Regions from separate parts of the Homo sapiens genome. Here region 2 is linked to region 1. Evidence: read pairs that join two places in POLR2A ChIA-PET (ENCODE). Cell type or tissue: A673. All regions are shown on one strand.

Region 1 (5,000 bases):
GAGAATAGATGAGGTCATATTAACAGTAATAACCAAGTCCAGTGATACTTTAGTTCTCTCTCATCTTTGTTCCTCGCCCAGTTAATTCTGATTGTCCACAAGGATGAGCTTCACGTGTATTTGGGAACAAATCTGTTTGCTGCCTTCTGTCAGGCCTTTTTGCAATGGTGCCAAGAACTTCTTATGACTGTGGGCCATCTGTACTGATGCTGCTGCCTCAGTCACCACTGTCCTCAGCTGGTACCTGCTCTGTGGCCTTTGATGTGTGTGTGTATATAGGGAAGGTGGGGGTGCTTCTTTCTCTAGATATTCTCTATTAATTAACTAACACAGAGCTAATATGTGAGTTTGTAAATAACACATGCCTTGCATTTGGCATTGCTAAAAATACCTTCAAGGGCTAACAACTTTGCATCTTATCTCCCAGCATGCATGGGTTGACCACTACAGACAAAAGATCATGAAGCTGATGCTGGCCAAAGAGCCTTGCACATTTTCACCCTCAAGTTGGTTTTATGTAGCAATTGCGGATAAAAAGCTCTGCTGGTATAAAAATCTTCTTATTGTACAAATGGCAGGAAATAGAAGACAACATTGCGGTGGTTACAAAAATTTGTTTCCTAGTTTGTTTCTGCCAGCTTTAAATTGAACATAGATCAATCTATAGGTTCTGAATTAGTAATATTGGGGAGACATGAAATGAGAAAAATAGCAGAATTAAATAAGCATAACAGTGCACGGGGCAGCCCAGCATGCTCTGGAGCGATGAGGGGTGAGAGAGAAAGGAAGAAAAGAAGAAAACAAAATGAACACCTTTCAAATCCAAAACAATGCACCACGTTTGAGCCTCCAATATAGTTTTACAAAGACAGAATAGCCATGAAATCAAACATTTAAGTATAAATAGGTAACATATGTCTGTCTTATTGTTGTTAAAAATTAACTGTGATAGACTGAAATTCCATTCCACATTCCTACTTCTTGATGACTTAGTAAATTACAGGCATTTCAAGAGAAATGCCTAAAAATTTTAGGTGAACCATCGACGATATTTTGGGTGGAAGTAAGTTATATGTGGTAGCTAAATACTTGTGCTCAAGCTCTCAGCATCCTGTTTATACTTCTAGGAAAGACATATGAAATGTGAACAATTTCAAGGAATGAAATAAATGTTCTTCTTTATCTATAAAAGTCTGATTGTGGTGTTTAAAGGCTTCCATGAAACAAAAACACCTGTGCCCACAGCTCGTCTCCCGTGCATAAAAACAGAATACAAAGATGAGACAGTAGGAATAGGAGGAACATTTTCTATTTCTCCAATATTTCCCACATGCTTTGGCTGTTTTTGAATAGACCTTCTGAAATATCTTTTGAGGTCACCTACTTTGTGAACCTAAAGTCTCTGATTTTTCAGGTGACATGGCAGCAAGCCCGAATGTCTGAAAACATAAATCTTAGTTATAATTTCCATTTTTGTCATTTTGCTAGAAAAGAAAAATATGATAATTTCTTCCCCAGCTTGCTAAGCCTTTGCTAGTTTCAGGAATTTCTGCTACCATCTGATGAAAATCAAAATCCCCGTATTAAACACCAAAAAGCTATATCACAAAAAAGTGAAGCCATCCTAGTAAGTGCCTCATCACTTCTTGTTTTTGAGATAGAGTAACCAAGGTAGCAATAGAAGTCTCAGAGAGAGCTGATGGTTTCTAATTCCATAAACTTAGTGGACAAGTACATTTTCCACATGAACCAAAATCATTGCCGCCATGGTGAATCAAAAAAGTAATAACAAAAATTCACATTACCAGCACGCTGTTATTTTAAAAATCCAATTTTACAAAATAAAACTCACCTAAACTGAAGCTGTGGAATAATTTTAGCAATTGAAAATTACTACCTTCTCTAGAATAACATGTACTTAGAAATGAAATGATTCAGAAATCAACATGATGTACGTATTCTGCTTTTCTTTGCAGCTTAGAGCAAATTCAACATCAATTTACACTATATCATAGTAAATATATTCAACAATCAGTGCTTAAGTAATTTAGCCTGTCTTTGCTGCATCTAAATATTCTGCTGTTTAACTAAATTCACTCCATACTATAGATGATAAAAATATTAATATACACATTTCATTCTTATTAAAAAGCTGGATTTCTCCCTTAGCCCTGCAAGTACCATAAGCAACCAAATCAGAGGAAAAGGGTATGTTGGGGCTACTCTTTATAAAATTGTTCATCCCCAGTTCACAGACATCATGAAACATGAAATTAACTCCAGTATGTTAAAAGAAAGATGATAGATTAGCACAGAAATCAAGCACAAAGAAACGATTTATTTTCCTTTCCATAGCCCAGAATTGCTATTAGCTTACCTTATTAGCTGGAATGCCAAACAGAATGTCTTTATGGAAAATTAAGTTCATTATTCATCTCAGCTTTGATTTGGTATAGTGCAGCTGAGAGCATTTAGCTTCTCTCTATGATTTGCCGATTCTAAGTGGTTGAGTGAGGCAGTAAACACAGGACTTGGGGGTGGGGGGAGAGTGGTTGGTCATGGCTCACAACTCAAGATTTGCAACTTTACATTTTCATTCATATAAAGATACTTAATGAAATAAAACCCTATAGCTGAAGAATAACACTTAAGTGAATACTTAGTGCAGATTTTTCAGCCTGTGCAATTTTGCATAGCAGTTGTACTTACAGAGTCTGGCATGCTCACTGTCCCAGCAAAATCATATTGCTATCTTTCATTATCTCAGTAAATTCTGGGCTATTGATCACTTTGCAGCCCATATAGGGGGTAACGTATATTCTGTCAAATGGAAGTCCCCATCAGGGAACGATCCTTGCAGCTTGCTAAAAGAAGCATGCCTGATTGTCTGACTAGTGATGGAAAGACAGATGCCTTTTACAATGTTGAAGTGTGCACATGCACAAATTGGATAGAACATTCAGTCAGCTAACAAACAGAGAGATTTTAAGGAGTAAAATAACAATAGATTTCCATCCTTGAGATATCAAATTCTCTTTTAGAGAAAAATTAAGTAATACTTCTCAACAATTCATTCATTTTCTTCAAAAGAATTAAACGTGTTGTAGAAACCTCTTGGCAAACACTTTTCATTTTTTAAAAAATTGACTTCCATAGAGAAACATCCCAGAAAATCTTATTGAAAGTGTGGTGTGTGTGTGTGTGTGTGTGTGTGTGTGTGTGTGTGTCTCATTTCGGGATGGGGCAAAGGAACTGTTGCAGCGTCCTCTTCCAAGTATTTCACTTTATAAGTTTTAAGTGGGCAGCATTTACTAAAATCCAGCTTTACTGAGTGCAATCTGCAACCACATCAGCAAGATCACTTTTAGGTTATCAATAGACAAGGACAATACAATTTCAGTAGAGCAAAGACTTACACCTTTCCTTTCTTCGTCACCATACAAAACCAAACCCTAAAACTTTCCTCTACTGAATTAATAAAAGCACAGGTGCATTTAATAAGAAATGATAAGGAAAATTATAATTAAATGATTGGTTTGTTTCAAAGTGTTAAGTATAGTGTCACCATATGACCCAGCAATCACGCTTTTAGGCATATACCAGGAGAAATGAAAGCAAATGTCCACACAAACACTTGTACACAAATGTTCACAGCACCATTATTCACAATAGTCAAAAAGTGGAAACAACCCTTGTATCCACTAACTGATGAAAGGATTAAAAGTGTAGTATATCCATACAATAAAACATTATTTGGAATGAAAAGAAATGAAATATTGATACCTGCTATAACATGGATAAATCTTAAAAATAGTATGATAATTGAAAGAGGCCAGTCTCAAAAGATCACATATTACAATATTCTATTTATATGAAATGTCCAGAAAAGGCAGAATCTATAGGGACAGAAAAGTAGACTAGTGGTTGCCCTGGACCTGGGGTAGGGGGACCAGGAAGTGATTGCTAACAGGTACAGGATTCCTTATTGGAGTGAAGAAAATATTTTTATCTTAGATCTTGGTGATGGTTGCACAATTGTGAACACATTAAACCCATTAAATTGTCTACTTTAAATGGGTAAATAATATCACAATAAAATTTATTTTAACATGATGCATTACATTGATTTGTGAATGTTAAATTAACTTTACATCCCTAAGATAACATTTGCTTGCTCATGATATATGATCTTTTAAATATATTGATGTATTCAATTTGTTAAAGGGCTTGCATGTCTATTTTATAAGGAAGCTAGGTCAGTAAATTTCTTTTCTTGTAATATCTTTTTCTTGTTTTGGTATCAGGATAGCATTGGCCTAAGAAAATAAATCCTGTTTCTGAAAAAAAGAGATGTTATAAAATTATTAATTTGCCAAAAGAACGTTGTCATATGTTTATAATTATATGAATGAGTTTTATATAACACATTCTACACAAGGCAGATAGGGAGAGGTTGGGGAAGAGAAAGGATGACCCCAAATGTGGGATGCTCTTGAAGACTAGAAGGCTGCAGACGTATCTCAAGAACCACCTGTGCCGGTGTTTTATCATGGCTAATTTTCAGCAAGAAAACAAATCTCCAAATCTGCAAGAGTAAGAGCACCAGGAAAAAGAGGAGGACTAGGAAGAAGAGGAAGAAGAGAATAAAGATGAAGGGGAGGAATAAAAGAAGGAGGAAGAGGAAGACAGAGGAGAATAAGATGAGGGGGAGAGCTGTGTTTGATCAAGAGCATGAAAGGGCAGGCAATTCAGGGGAAGGTAGGATCACCAAACGTAATTATAGCAACATCCTACCAAATGATCCAGACGAGAATAAAGGAAGCCTAGAAAGAAACCAAAAGAATTGCACAATGAGGGTTTTGAAGTATTCCAATGAAAGAAACCTGTTTTAAACATGAGAGATGGGTTCACAATCAAGAAAGAACACAGGTAAGTGATAAGTGCCTACACAAAGTGCCCCAAAAGGGCTAAAGCCCAGAATGAAATGAGGTTTGTGAATT
Region 2 (5,000 bases), 120 kb before region 1:
CAAAAAAAAAAAAAAAAAAAAAAGAAAGAAAGAACTATTCATGCACATTGTAACAATGTCAATGTCTTGGTTTTGATATTGTTGAGATGTAACTGTTGGGGAAACTGTGTGAGGGGTACAGGGACCTCTATGTACTATCTTTGTAATTTCCTATAAATCTATAATTGTTTCTAATTAACAAGATAAAAATAAAAGACAATTGAAAGAAGTTTCTTGAAAATGATAAAAGCAAACATCAAAGTATCATTGTGATTCTCTGGCCATAATCAACATTTTAGAAAAGAGAAAGGTTTTCAAAAGCAACATAGTGGATGAGATGGACTCACCAATTTTCATAAATTTTAAAATTTCATTATGGGACAAATATGTAATGGAATAAGAAAGTTAGGTGAAAAAGACATTTAAGGTTGGATTTGAAGAGAGACAGGATGGCAGTCTTATCCAGAAATTCAGGATGAACTTCCGTCTTGATTAGATCTGATACTTCTTGTCAGACATACATCTCTACAGCATGAAACTGGTTAACCAATGTCAAGTGTAATAATATTATGTACCCTTTTGAAACCACAGAATATTCTAGGGATAAAAGCTAATTAAACTTTGACAGTTTGTCATATATTAGAGATAACTTAGACTAGTTATCTTCTTCCATAAGTTTAATTAGAAGTTATAGAATTAGAATTAGTATTCTCAGTAATATTGATAATTGGAAGAAAAAGGTAAAACAAAATAAAAATTCTCTTGTATGTTGGTGGAAATTGCATGTCAGTAGGACACCAGCAGATGGCAAAGAAAGCTTTCAAAATGTTGATAGTTACATGATCATTGATTTGTCATTAAAATAAATGTGAGACTGTTTCAAATGCCGTTATAGTAAAATCATGGTACTATTCATTTTGGTCTTCTCTATTTTTAATCAAGGACACTTGGCAGCAGGAAAGTTTTGCCCTGAAAACTTGACAGAAAGTCAGTGGCAGTAGGTGTAGACAGAAATGCAAAACTTCAGGTCTTGGATTTACCACCTGGAGCTGAATAATGTTGCTCTTAAAGTGGCTTTGCAGCATTGTCCAACTGCCAGTGTTAATTACATGGACAATTTCCAACCGCTATTAGTTTGCTATATTTGTTAACATTTAATATGAACTGGATCAGACAACTCTGGATTATGAAGGCTTTTTTAAATGGCAGTTTCTTCCATCATAAAAGTGCTTATGGGCCAGGCACAGTGGCTTATACCTATAATCCTAGCACTTTGGGAGGCTGAGGCAGGAGGACTGGTTTAGCCCAGGAGTTTGAGATCAGCCTGGGCAACATACTAAGACCTTGTCTCTACAAAAAAAAAAAAAAAAAAAAATTAGCTGGGCCTGGTATAATCTCAGCTATACTGGGGGCTGAGTTGAGAGGATTACTGGATTGCTCGAGCACAGGATGTTGAGGCTGCAGTGAGCTGGGATTGCACCACTGTACTCTAGCCTGAGTGGCAGAGTGAGACTCTGCCTCCAGAAAAAAAAAGGTGTCTGTGGAGGTATCATAAAGACAAAAGTGAATGATAAAGATTCACATTGAGAGAGCCTGTTTTTCTAGTTTGTGTTTTCTGATTGACCTTTGTAACTGAGTTGCTATTGTTCACATCTTTGCTCTACAGTTCAAGCAAGAGACCAGTCAGATCAGAATTACATTAGTTTAGTATTTTTTTACTTAACCCAAGGGCACAGACATCTGACCACTTCATCAGCCTCAAAACAGAATTTGCCACCTGCTTAATTTACGCATGAGTTGGCAAAAATTATTTTCTCCATTTAGTGCTGTCTGACAACACCATGACTAGATCAGGGGATTGGATATTTGATCTTCCAAATCCGCATAATGTGAAAACGACTAAGTGTAACAGGAAATTTTAAACCCAGAGAGTATTTTCTTTTCATAGGCTTTTAAAAAAATTTAATTTCAGTCTAGTTTTTTTCATCTTTTTCTTTAAACAGATATTTCACAGACAAACCAACATGAGAGGCCATGTCAATAATATGTGAACAAATGTTTCTTTAAAAAAGAGAATTTTTTAGAAACTGATATAGAAAATACAGATTTCAAATATGGCAGGAAGCTAAATGCATATTTGCGAGAGGAAAGAATGAAAGAAAAAAGCTCCTAGGCCTTTTATTCTATAAATGGATTTGTATTAAATTATTTCAGATTATACCATAGTTTCCAAGGCATTTATTGGTGATTACAGAGAGAATTTCACTTACTAGCTGTGTGGCCTGGTCAAGTTGTGTAACCTCTCTAAGTCTTACATTTTTTTTTCTCTGTTTGATTTAAATGATAATATCATGTGCAAGTCATAGAGTATTCATTACGGTTACATTAGACAATGTATGCAGCTGTTTGTATGCTTGTCAAATAATAAGTGCTTAAAGGTTAGCTATTATCATTATTATTAAACTAAGCCACATTGAGAGATTTAAAATCAAAGCCAAAGTAGGGCATTCTAATTTGTAATTTGCATAATGCTTCCTTGTGAATGATCTCATGTGAACCTTACAACAGCCTTTAAGGCCAGTGTGCCAGAAAACCCTGGAAGCCCCTTCACTGTTTGCCATGCAATAACCCCGAATGTGGGCAAAGGTGGACTTGCTTGTTGGCTGTCTGTGAGGCATAGCCCCTCAAGGTTGGCACTCCGTTCCCAAGAGGTGATTTATGTACTTCAAAACAACTGCAGGAGATGGAAGCACATGGTATTCTTCAGATTTTAAATCTTGCTCTGTGCCTGATAGGACTTTTGCATTTTTATGACTTCCTAATATTATAGAGGAATCCTACCTCGAGTGCCCCACAGAAGAAAGGAGAAGTTATAACCAAAAGTCTCCTGCAAATCATCACTGTCAGTTTCCTTCAATGTAACAGCAGACAAGGATAAGTTGCCTCACAAAAGGAGTAGGTTGTGTCATAAATCTTGCTCTTTTTTCTTTCGTCTGAGCCTGCAAGGGTGGAAGTACGCGATGTCTCCAGTTCCACTTGGAGAGATTCAAAGAAGGAAAACTCATTAGCAGAGGGACAAGGAACCAGTCCAGGCAATATCTGAATATTTATTATTTGATTTTATCTTGAATAGAAAAGAAAGGTGCTTTGTTCAGAAAGCTTCTGATTGATATCTGTCCCTTTGACTTCTGAACCTTTGCCTCCCTGCTTTATAACAAGGATCTATTAATTAACTTGGTGCTTGGCAGAAAGAACTGAGCTTTCCCCGAACTCTAAGAATTCTCCAAAAATGGTCATTAATGCTGGGAAGAGGATCAGCATTGTAATCTCATTTTATACATGAAGAAACTGAAGTTCAGATTAACTTCATACTCAAGCAATAAATAATTTGTAGAGCCGGGCACCGAAGGAACAAAGGGCTGTTTACTGAGAGACCTGAGCTTCTTATTCTGACTTTGCCTCCTGTTGGAGGTTCACCACTTTGGGCCTTAGTTTCCTTACCTTTGAATGGGTTTGATGAATTAGATAGGTGCAGCAGACTTTCTCTGTAAAGGGCCACATCATAAATGTATTTGGCTTTGTGGGCCAAAACATTCCTGCAGAGACTACTCTGCAGGAACTATTCAACTCTGCTTTTAAAAGAGGGAACTATTCGCTGAAACTTCTGTTTACAGATAGCAGGTAAACAAATGGGTGTGAGTTATGCCTGATGACAGTTAATTTACAAAAACAGGCAGCAGGTTGGACTTGGTCCATAGGGTATGTTTGCAGACCACTAGACTGGATGATGTAGAAGTTTGTTTATAACTGCTAATATTTGATGACTCAGCTTGTTTTAATAGCAATGCTATTTTCCCTAGGAAAGTCAGCTTGATTATTCAATCGTCTGTGGCTTGTGCAGTTTGTGGAGTACTTAAAGATTTTTCTGCAGCTTTTCCTTTCTTCTTCCATTTTTGAATGCCTGCTGTGTGTATTGCAATTACAAATTATTATCTTAATGTCATTCTGCTTAGGGTTTAGGGTTTGTGTGGGGGGGGAGTGGGGAGCAAGGTGTGTGGGATTGGAGTGTGGAGTGCATGAAGGTGGGTGAGGTGTGGTCTCCTGGGTAGGATGACTGACTTGGAATGAAGACCCAAACCCTTAGGAGAACTTTCTGAATGTTAGTTCTGACCTCAGATGATCAACAGATTAGCTGCTTTTGCTATATTAAGCAAGGCTTGAGCAAGTGTTTCAGAGCTGCCAGGAATGGGGGAGGGTGTAAGGTAGGAAGATGGAAGAATGTGTCTCAACTTAGAGGAAAATATGATTTCTCCTGTTACAAAAATCAAACTGTAAATACTTCTGTTACTGTGGTCCCAAGCTACATCCAAGAGGGTAAGCACTGCTTTCCCATGGGGGACACTGTACCCTAGGTTCTTACTCCCCTTCCTGAACTATGTGAAGGAGAGGAGAACAGTTCAACTCCATCATTGTTTAATAAATTCCTCTAATAAGAGAATTAGAGTATTGGTGGGGCATAGTGGCTCACACCTGTAATCCTAGCACTTTGGGATGTTGAGGTGGGAGGATCACTTGAACTCTGGAGTTTGAGACCAGCCTGAGCAACATAGCAAGTCTTCGTCTCTACCTCTACAAATTGTTTTTTAAAAATTAGCCGGGCACAGTGGCATGTGCCTGTGGTCCCAGCTACTCTAGAGGTTGAGGTGAGAGGATCACTTGGGTCTGGGAGGTTAAGGCTGCAGTGAGCCATAATCACACCACTGCACTGCAGCCTGGGCAACAGAGCAAAATATAGCACACAGGCCAAACTTTAAGAGTAACAGTGTGGCAAATGAACCTATTTACTCTTTATAAAACTTGTATTATTGCTACACAAAGCTTCTTTGGAATTTCAAAGTGAAGAATTTTCTTAAAAGACCAGAGAATCTGTTGGGTGTGGTGGCTCATGCCTGTAATCTCAGAACTTTGGGAGGCCAAGGCGGGTGGATCACTGGAGCCCAGGAGTTTGAGACCAGCCTGGC

The links. ChIA-PET counts read pairs that join two places held together with the same protein. Peaks named below come from ENCODE experiments on the same cell type or tissue, not always from the same donor. Only the 100,000 strongest peaks of a DNase experiment are listed, where the experiment ranks them.
Region 2: POLR2A ChIA-PET joins it to region 1 with 8 read pairs; 4 of 35 experiments call an interaction of 5 or more read pairs at or near these places.

The regions. Positions count from the first base shown.
Region 1 is chr18:3,842,855-3,847,854 of GRCh38, forward strand. All of the region lies in intron 4 of DLGAP1 (DLG associated protein 1), which reads right to left. Among named protein-coding and RNA genes, the nearest start is that of DLGAP1-AS3, 33 kb to the right of the region's middle. In A673, no CTCF peak of the experiment used is centred here; a DNase peak (open chromatin) is centred at 2,507; H3K4me3 peaks cover 3,482 bases; H3K27ac peaks cover 4,895 bases.
Region 2 is chr18:3,719,556-3,724,555 of GRCh38, forward strand. The region is part of intron 7 of DLGAP1 (DLG associated protein 1); the gene reads right to left. Among named protein-coding and RNA genes, the nearest start is that of DLGAP1-AS6, 69 kb to the left of the region's middle. In A673, no CTCF peak of the experiment used is centred here; DNase peaks (open chromatin) are centred at 1,446, 1,816 and 2,896; H3K4me3 peaks cover 2,079 bases; H3K27ac peaks cover 4,491 bases.